Linked DNA regions of Homo sapiens: regions 2, 3 and 4 are each linked to region 1. Evidence: read pairs that join two places in POLR2A ChIA-PET (ENCODE). Cell type or tissue: PC-3. All regions are shown on one strand.

Evidence for each region. ChIA-PET counts read pairs that join two places held together with the same protein. Peaks named below come from ENCODE experiments on the same cell type or tissue, not always from the same donor. Only the 100,000 strongest peaks of a DNase experiment are listed, where the experiment ranks them.
Region 2: POLR2A ChIA-PET joins it to region 1 with 16 read pairs; 2 of 35 experiments call an interaction of 5 or more read pairs at or near these places.
Region 3: POLR2A ChIA-PET joins it to region 1 with 10 read pairs; 14 of 35 experiments call an interaction of 5 or more read pairs at or near these places.
Region 4: POLR2A ChIA-PET joins it to region 1 with 14 read pairs; 3 of 35 experiments call an interaction of 5 or more read pairs at or near these places.

The regions. Positions count from the first base shown.
Region 1 is chr1:39,737,565-39,740,064 of GRCh38, reverse strand. PPIE (peptidylprolyl isomerase E) reads right to left here and starts at 1,183. Exons shown (of 10, transcript NM_006112.4): 1 at 1,134-1,183. The coding sequence starts at 1,164. RefSeq lists an enhancer at 926-1,135. In PC-3, no CTCF peak of the experiment used is centred here; a DNase peak (open chromatin) is centred at 1,224; H3K4me3 peaks cover 1,539 bases.
Region 2 is chr1:39,123,520-39,126,019 of GRCh38, reverse strand. It overlaps a transcript of MACF1 not described here. Among named protein-coding and RNA genes, the nearest start is that of MACF1, 80 kb to the left of the region's middle. In PC-3, no CTCF peak of the experiment used is centred here; no DNase peak of the experiment used is centred here.
Region 3 is chr1:39,673,717-39,676,216 of GRCh38, reverse strand. No RefSeq gene overlaps it. Among named protein-coding and RNA genes, the nearest start is that of NT5C1A, 2.9 kb to the right of the region's middle. In PC-3, no CTCF peak of the experiment used is centred here; no DNase peak of the experiment used is centred here.
Region 4 is chr1:39,891,888-39,894,387 of GRCh38, reverse strand. The region is part of intron 1 of MYCL-AS1 (MYCL antisense RNA 1); the gene reads right to left. Among named protein-coding and RNA genes, the nearest start is that of MYCL, 8.8 kb to the left of the region's middle. In PC-3, no CTCF peak of the experiment used is centred here; a DNase peak (open chromatin) is centred at 997; H3K4me3 peaks cover 515 bases.

The sequences.
Region 1 (2,500 bases):
ATTCAGTTCTTTGGGTAAACAAACATCCCCCTCTCATCTCTGCCCACCCATACTTATGAAAAATATTCCTCTCTTCGCCCTTCTTTCAGACTCTCATCTAGTCCTGGGATTACTGCAATAGCTTCACAACTGACCTCCCTGCCTCCATTCCATCAACTCCACAAAGCCAACTAGAATGATCTTAGGAAAATGCAAATTTGAACCCGTAACTTTTCGCTTACACTCCTTCAAAGGCTTCCCACTGTCCTCAGGATAAAGTGCAAACTCCTTAGCAGTACCCACCTCTCCAGCTTTTTTGCTTTGCTTCCTAATTTCCTGGGTCTCCCGAATAATGACCCACTTGCCCCCAAGTGTCAGGCTATTTCACACCTTTGCGACTCCCTTGCAGTGAACGGCCTTGCCTCTGCTTCGGTTACGTAGCTAACTCCTGCTCATCAGCTCTGGCATCGCCGCATCCAGAATTTGCCCTCGCTTCTCCAGATGGATGGGTCATTTGTCCCGCAGCCAGGCCCATATTATCATGATCCATCCTCACTACAGCGCTTATCAAAAGTGTGCTACTGAGGTAATTCCACTTTTTTTCTGGCTAGTCTGGGAACTCCTTCCTTTATGGCAGGGGCTGGGGCTGAGCCGTCGCTGCACTGAATGTTTGTAAAACAAATGAACGAGAGGATCCGAAGGGCCATAATACTCCTTTACCGCTCCTCGGGGCCCGCTGGAGCTCAGCGGGCTAGGAAGTCAGAATAATCATTCCGTCTCGGGTTCACGCACCTGAGGTGTGTGGCAAGGCTGTTCACTGCAAGGGAGTCGCAAAAGCAGAGGCCCAAAGGTGTGAAATAACCTGAACCTTGGGGGCAAGTGGGTCATTTTTCGGGAGACCCAGCGAATCGGGAAGCAAAGCAAAGAAGCTGGAGAAGTGCGTACTGCTAAGAAGTCTGCACTTTTTCCTGAGGACAGTGGGAAACCTTGGAAGGAGTTTAAGCACAGCCAGAGCTATCGCCAGCACTACCGCCAGAGACCCGGCCTTGACAGCAGCTCGCCGTCCTCCTGGTTCAGAGATGCGTCCCACCCCACGCCCCGACCCTTGGGGGTCGCGTTCACTCAGACTCCGCCTAGCAACCCCTCCTGCTCACCCACGTACAAGACGCGCTTGGTGGTGGCCATCTTGCTCGCGCGCTTTTCCGCCGGAAGCCAGCACTCGACCCGTCCTCTTCCCCACTGTCCCGCCCCGCCCCCAACGCTTAGCTCTTAGACCCCGCCCACCCTCGCGTTGGTCCAACCGGCATCCCGCTACCCGGATGCACTGGGCGCCTTGTGAGGTGCGCAGTGGTAAACCAAGGGACGTGGTCCTCGCGCTTCCCAGTGCGCACCGTGTTGGGGGAGGGAAACCTTGGCCGAATCAACCCGATTATTATGGGCAAACGATAAACTCTGGTGCTTGGCCATCCTGCGCGTCTGTTTTTGGACAACCTGGGAGCTAAGAATGAATTTTACCTTTTGAAATAGTTGGAAAAAATAAAAAAACTATATTTTCTTGGCCGGGCGTGGTGGCTCATGCCTGTAGCCCCAGCACTTTGGGAGGCTGAGGCGGGCGGATCACCTGAGGTCAGGAGTTCGAGAGCAGCCTGGCCAACATGGTGAAACCCCGTCTCTACTAAAAATGCAAAAATTAGCCAGGCGTGGTAGCGGGCGCCTGTAATCGCAGCTACTCAGGAGGCTGAGGCTGGAGAATCGCTTGAACCCAGGTAGCGGAGGTTGCAGTGAGCAGAGATCGCGCCGTTGCACTCCAGCCAGGGTGACGAGAGCGACACACCATCTCACAAAATATATATGTATATTTTCTTAGCACATGAAAATTATGTGAAATTAAAATTTCAGTGTCCGTAAAGAAAGCTTTATGGGGACACAGCCACGCTCATTCCTTTAAGTATGACTGTGGCTGCTTTCCTACTACAAGGGCAGAAGAGCTATAGCCTGCAAAGCCTACAATAATATTTACAATCTGGCTCTTCAGAAAGAACGTTTGTCTACTCGTGTTAGGTTTTGAAAAGAAGGCAAGGGTTAAAGAAAGACACACACACACACACACACACACACAGAAAGAGGGCGGCTCGACAGCAAACGCAGGCTTTATGTCCAGCATAATAACCTACAGAAGTGGGGAACCAGCCTAATGCCAGTGCCCACCACTGCTTACAGACTGGGCAATTTATAGGTATGGGCGGTAGGGGTCTGGGCAGTATGGGTTGCTGCCTAGCAGGATATTGATATAAAGATGTTCTCATGATGAGGCGGTTTGGCCCTTGTTCCAGTGGGATGTCATCATGGTGTCCCTTGGACCTTTGCCCAGGAAGATATGAGAGGGATGTTTCTTTAGTTGGGCCTTTGTCTGCCTTGTGGTCGGGTGGTTAGGCAGGATGTTTCTCACAGCCCAAACCCCTGTGAAATGTTTCACTTTGACCAAGGTCTGCAGAATAGCAGGGAGCTTACAAAATGGTGC
Region 2 (2,500 bases), 610 kb after region 1:
TTTGCTGTCGTTTGCTTTGTTTTGTTTGAGACAGAGTCTTGCGCTGTCGCCCAGGATGGAGTGCAGTGGCGCAATCTCAGCTCACTGGAACCTCCGCCTCCCGGGTTAAAGCGATTCTCCTGCCTCAGCCTTCCAAGTAGCTGGGATTACAGGCGCATGCCACCACGCCCAGCTAATTTTTGTATTTTTAGTAGAGATGGGGTTTCACTAATGTTGGCCAGGCCGGTCTTCAACTCCTGACCTCAGGCGATCCGCCCACCTAGGCCTCCCAAAGTGCTGGGATTACTGGCCTAAATTATATATTGTAAAAAGAAATTTTAATCTAAAATCAAAAAGATGGATTATTTAAAAACAGACAGGACCTGGCTATATGCACACTTCCTTCCCTACTAATTCTCATTTCCCAAAGGTGAGAATACCATTACAGAAAAGGACATAAGGACCAAGCGAGGGTCTAAATCCTTTTGAATCTGGTATATCTGCTTCCCTAAGCATCTCCCGAATGAATGGAAGGAAGAAAAGACAACTCACGGATATTGAGTATCCACTGCATGTTTCACATATGCTAGGTGCTAATACGTATTATCTTATTCAAACCTCACAATATCCCTGCAAGGTAAGAACTATTCTCCCCACTACTAACGAGGAAATCAATGTTTAGAAAGGTTAAGTAAGTTGCCCAAGGTCATATAGCCAGGAAGTGGCTGAGTCAAGATTCAAACCCCTTGTTCTTAATGACACCAACCTGCTTGAACAAGTACTTTTGAACCAATTCCCTAGATAAAATTTTCTTCCAATCTTTGCTTGAAATCACTATATGTTGAATGAATCACTGAACAGACTTTACAAATCTCATCTAATCCCTCCGTTTTTGTGTTTTACTCTTTTTTCATTTTTTGTCTTTTTTTGTTTAATTGCTTTTGAGTTTGATAATCCCTCCATTTTTATAATAAGGAAATAGGCCCAAAGACGACAAGTGACTTGACCAAGGTCACAAATAAATTAGTGGCAGAATCAAGTATCCAATCAAAGTTTCCTGATTTCCATCACACCACATAAGTTTGAGAGCAATAGCAATACATGAAAATAGAGCACAGATGCTGGAATAAGAGTGTCTCAGCTCAAATCCTGATTCTGCCACTGACTGGCTATGTGATCTCAGGCAAGTCACTTAACCTGTTTGTTCTGTTTCTTCATCCGAAAATGGAGATAATATTTATTTCACATGGTTGCTCTAAGGACTGAATGAAATAATATATGCATAAAGTACATAAAAATTATGCCTGGCACATTAATAAGTACAAGATGTGTTAATGCTGCTGCTATAACTACCATTAAATAATGCTAGGCAAAACACCAAAGAGTGTACACACACAATACAGCTTTATAAAACTGCAGACAAACGTACTCATTGAGAGATAAAGAGAAAAAGAGGAAGAGGAGAAAGCCTCTTTATTCCTGTAAATTTGCCTAATTTAATTATTAGTAATAACACTTATTGAGTATGCTAGGCTGTGCTAGACTCAGTGCTTAATATGATACAGACATTACTAAATTTCATTAAATCTAAGATAGTGTCAGTTGCAAAATGCACCATGTCATTTACTCTCCCCCACAACCCTATGAAATAGAGAGTTCCCCTATTACACATATGAGAAACTGTCACAGAGAGTTCAAATAATTTATCTAAAGTCACACAGGTAGTAAGTGGCCAAACCAGGTTTCAATCCCAGGTCTGTCCAACTCCAAAGCCCCTTGCACTAACCACCTAATCACAAACTTGGTGCTTCTCAAACTTTAACGGGCACAGAATCGAATTAAAAAACCACCTGGGGGCCTGGCATGGTGGCTCATGCCTGTAATCCTAGCACTTTGGGAGGCCAAGGTGGGCGGATCACTTGAGCTCAGGAGCTTGAGACCAGCCTGGGCAACATGGCAAAGCCCCATCTCTACAAAAAAAAAAAAAAAAATACAAGAATTGGTCGGGTGCAGTAGCTCACGCCTGTAATCCCGCACTTTGAGAGGCCAAGGCAGGCGGATCATGAGGTCAGGAGTTTGAGACCAGCCAGTTTGAGACCAGCCTGGCCAACACAGTGAAACCCCATCTCCACTAAAAATACAAAAAAAATTAGCCAGGCATGGTAGCATGCGCCTATAATCCCCAGCTACTCAGGAGGCTGAGGCAGGAGAATTGCTTGAACCCAGGAGGCAGAGGTTGCAGTGAGCCAAGATCATGCCACTGCACTTCAGCCTGGGTGACAGAACAAGACTCTGCCTCGGACAAAAAAAAAAAAAAAAAAAACAAAACAAGAATTAGCCGGGCATGGTGGCACGAGCCTGTAGTCCCAGCTATTTGGGAGGCTGAGGTGGGAGGATCACCTGAGCCCGGGGAGATTGAGGCTGCAGTGAGCTGTCATCACACCACTGCACTCCAGGCTGGGTGACAGAGTAAGACTCTGCCTCAAGAAAAAAAAAATCACCTGGGAATCTTGATAAAATT
Region 3 (2,500 bases), 64 kb after region 1:
GCCTCGGTCTCCCAAAGTTCTGGGATTACAGGCATGAGCCACCGTGCCCGGCCATGTCATTTTTTTTTTTTTTTTTTTAAAGACAAGGAAACAAAGGCCCAGAAAATGGTAAAGCTGGGACTTGATCTCAGGTCTCCTAACATCAAGGCCACTGCTTGTTGTGCCTTCTCAGCCACGGGAGTGAATCCAAGTCAGAATGTGAAAAGAGATTAAAAAAAAAACCGGCTGGGCACGGTGGGTCACACCTGTAATCCCAGCACTTTGGGAGGCCGAGGCGGGTGGATCATGAGGTCAGGAGATCGAGACCATCCTGGCTAATACGGTGAAACCCCGTCTCTACTAAAAATACAAAAAAATTAGCCAGGCATGGTGGCGGGCGCCTGTAGTCCCAGCTACTCAGGAGGCTGAGGCAGGAGAATGGCGTGAACCCGGGAGGCGGAGCTTGCAGTGAGCCGAGATCGTGCCACTGCACTCCAGCCTGGGCAACAGTGCAAGACTCTGTCTCAAAACAAAAACAAAAACAAAAACAAAAAACCCATGAGCTCTGAGCTTCAGAGGAGGAAGCGTCTTACCTGACTGGGGAGAGGTGAGGAATAGGTAAAGAGCAAAGGGCAGCCATGGCTTCATGGAGGAGGTGGCATCTGCCCCAGGTCTTACTAAACATTAGCCAACAGGGCCAGGCATGCTGGAGCAGGGCTCTCCAAGGGAACAGCCAGGTGTGGGGCTCCTGGAGTCATGCCCTACAGGGTCTGTTCCCAGCTTATTCATCTGAAGAAGTGCTGGACCTGGAGGCAAAGTCCTGGCTGGAGTCCAGAAACCCTGAGCCAGGGAAGCCCTGCACCCAGCCAGCTATTAGCAAGTGACAGGCAAGCCAGAGAGCATGGCCAGAAGCCTGGAAGGGTGGAAAGAACAGTTAAGGATCAAGTTCTCTAATCCTTCCAAAGAAGGATCTGGGGAAAGTTCTTTTTTTTTTTTAAGACAGAGTCTCGCTCTGTCACCCAGGCTGGCACGCAGTGGCACGATGATCTCGGCTCACTGCAACCTCTGCCTCCCGGGTTCAGGCAATTCTCCTGCCTCAGCCTCCTGAGTAGCTGGGATTACAGGCGCACCCCACCACACCCAGTTTTAATTTTTGTATTTTTAGTAGAGATGGAGTTTCACCATGTTGGTCAGGCTGGTCTTGAACTCCTGACCTTGTGATCCACCCACCTCGGCCTCCCAAAGTGCTAGGATTACAGGCATGAGCCACCGCACCCGGCCCGGGGAAAGTTCTTAAAGGGACTGAACCAGGAGTCTGGGCAGGATTCCTTGATGGCAAGGAACAGTGCCTACTCATGGCAGGGTGAGTAAAGGGGAATGGATTAGTTGGGACTTTTGGTTGCAAGTGAACGAAATCCAACTCACACAAGCTTAAGCAAAAAGGGAGGCTTATTGGCTCATGTAATTGGGAAGTTCAGGCATGGCTGGGTCCAGAAACTCAGTTGCATCCTCTCTCCCTCCCTCCTTCTGCTTCTCTCTCTGTGGCACCATTGTCCTTCCAGATGTGCTTCTTCCATGTTCTTTCACCTGCCAAATGGGTTCCCAGCTCACATTGCCCCAAATTAACAACCTCAGAGAAAAAGAGCCAAATCTCCCAGAAGCCCTAAATAAGAGTGAAGAGTGTCTCAGCTGGGGTCACATGCTCATCCTTGTGTCCAGGGACACAGGGCTCCGCCATTGGTCAGGTCTCAGTTACAGGTCTCTGTACCAGGTCTGGTACTTCTTGACCAGAAAACCAGGGAGGCAGGGCTTTTTATTAGAAAGAGAGGCCGGGAAAAGTGGCCACTCAAGCAAAACCACAATCCACCAAATTTCCTTTTGGGGGCATTTGTTGAAACAATGTGGAGAATCTCATGAAAGTGTAGAGATGGGCACCAGAGCCAGGCCTTAGCTAGAACTTGGGAAACTGTCAGGAGCAGAGGCGGCTCCATCTCAGGGCAGCATGGTTTCTCTCATGTGCTGCTCTCTGCACATCCTTTCCCATCTTGATCTGCTGCTCATCTCATTCTGCTCAGAGAGTCTCCACCTGCGCCGAGCTTTACTTTGCATATAACTGCAGTCTGCTGAGGCTCACCCAGGTCTCTTCGGAGCCAACTGTATTTCACAGCATCCTCAGCTTCTATTCCAATGGTTGACTGCCCAGCCCATTTCCCAATTCCAAATTCCTGAGAAAGACAAATCTGCTTGGCCCAGGTCATCTTTTCAAGCCAATCACACAGATTAAAGGCCGCTGGACAGCATGGGGGTGGCTCACTTTTGTGTGAAGTGCCCACCTCCATCCAAGTAACCACTCTATGTATTCTTCCTGAGTTACTTCATCATTCTTCTCCATGAGGCACCTGAGAATAATTGACCTCATTCCTAGAGTTTCAATTATTTATTGCAGTGTAACAAGCTACCCCAAAACTTGGTGCCTGAAACAACAATTTATTATTTTTGATGATTCTGTGAGTTGGCTGGG
Region 4 (2,500 bases), 150 kb before region 1:
TCACAAGCTTGTAATTCAGTTGTGATTTGAAACCAGCTCTGCCTATCTCCAGAGCAAGAGGTCTTAGTCACTATATTATGATGATCAGCTTGTTTGTTAGCACGGGGTATGTGGAGAAGGTAAACGTGGAATTCCGTCATTTAACTGCTTGTTGTAACTCTCTTTGGGGCTATTGTGCCTGCCACTTATTGGGATGAAATGGAGCAAATGTCCCATGACCAGCAACTCTGAGGCATATGTGTGCTGGGTGGCATAGTCTTGCTGCAAAGGGGCCCCATCTGGGACTGAAAAGCAATCAGTTGCTGTTCAGGATGGCCATGAGCATCATGGTGAAAGAAGCCTCCACTAACTCCTCCTTACAGATGGGACTTGGGTTGGTATTGCCCACCCGAATTCCTATGGAGCCTCAGTACGGTCAAAAAGCTCCTCTTAATTCCTCACATTTACAAAATGACCCTCTTGTGACCCTCCAACCTGGTAAGTAAGCAATATCTGCCTGATGGTACTGGAGCCCAGAGAGTTTTCTTGCTCAAAGTCATAGCAAAATCAGGATTCCAAGCCCAGTCTCCTATCAGGTAAGCTTTTTCCACTTGTCCCCCACTGCACATAGGTAACACACTTAGAACCTAAGAAACTGTTTGGTAAAACTGACATGGATTATTGGAACTCTTTTCTTAAAACTCCCAGTGTATTTTTCTTCCTTTTTTGAGGCCATTAGTCAAGGGTCTGGTTTGTAGGACGTATCTCCCTTTACTGGACCTTGAAAGAATTCAATAAAAATTTTTGAAAGCACTTAGTACAATAGTATGGACCCATGGGTACAGGCATGAATGTTAGTAGTTTTGCATATCTTAATTCTTACAATAACTTGGAGAGCAGGATGCTGTCAGCCCCATTTCACAGAAAAGCCAACTGAAGCTCAGAGACATTTAAGTTGTTTGCCTAAGCCCACACACCTAGTACCAGCTGCCTGACTCCAAGCTTCAGCTCTTTTGAGTCAACTCTGCTGAGAAAGGAGTGGGAATAAAGCCATCTCCTGGGGGAAGGGAGGGTGTTTCTGGAATGCGAAGTATTTTAAGCTCCTTCCTAGCTCTTTTCTACAGACTCCTACCTCTATCTTTGTCTGAAAATAGTCAGGAGTTTATTCCTGGATTTCAGAGGACAATTTCTACAAATTAGGTTTGCCTCTGAATAATGCACCTAAGGGATCACACTCCCAACTCAGGACATAGACAATACGGGGTGACCCAGAAGCCACACTTGGTGTAGCAAAGAGAGAAGGACATCATCTCTGTTAGACAATAAAAGGCTAAAGTGTATGTTTAACTTCTGCCTCTGTTGGCAGTTATTTTGGGGAACTGAGACAGGTTGAACTATCTTAGACGTGCTGAATTTGTCTACAGTGCTCCCGAGGTCAGGATATTCCAGAATATTAACTTTAAAAGGGGAAAAAGAGGATGGGGATGGCTTTGCTGATCTGTGATAAGTGATAGGAGGGAGTGTGAGAGAGGTTTCTTTTTAAGGATAAGATAACCAGCTGGGAGATGATTGATGACCGGGTGACTGGGAAGGAGGAAAGAGGAGGTGTCTAAATGTGTCAGCTAGAGTTCTGTTGGTTGGTGTGTGGGCATTTCTACTGTAAGCCCAGTGGGCGGCTCTTGTTAATGTCTGTTTATTTACACTCCTGGCCAAAGGGAGCAACTGTATTAATGTTACCATTCTCTTGGCAAGCAAATGTAAATATTTAAAAAAGAAAGTCTCTAATCAGGTGTGTTATTAAATGATTAGGCTCAGTGCCAAGGGTCCAGTAGGTGCCCAGTAAATAATGGATTTCTTTTAAACTTGTGGGAAGCAGTATGGTTAAGTGGTCACCCACACCCAACAGTCTCAGTTCCAAATCTTGGCCCTGCATTTTCTAGCATTTTCTTGACCTTGGGCAAATTATTAACCTTTCCTAACCCTAGTTTTCTTATCTATAAAATAGGTAGAAATAATAGCATGCACTTCTTTGGGTCGTCAGGGCAATAGTAAGTGCTCAGTAAATGATTAGTATTATTTAAACCATGTTAACAAGCCACAACCAGAATATAGATTAGTCATATCTGAAAGATGATAGAAGGAATTGGTAAAATAATAAATCTTCCCAGAGTGCACATATTGATGCTTCAAGAGGTGGTAAATTATTAGGAAAGAAATAGCCAGGTTTGGGGAGCTTGAAATAGGCAGCGGAGGAGGGAGGGCAAAGACTGGAGCCTCAGACTGGTTCACAGCATTCACAGCCCATGGCCAGCAGAGGTTGTGCATCAGCAAAGCCATTGCACATACAAACCCTCTACTTTTCCTTACTGGGCACTGTGGTGCCTTTAAACTGAGCCACAGTCAACTGACTCCATTTAGTCATTAATGCCTATATTATTAAGACAGTGACTCTCAAACTTGAGTGTGTCTTAAGAATCTACCCACCCGGCCAGGCGCGGTGGCTCATGCCTACAATCCCAGC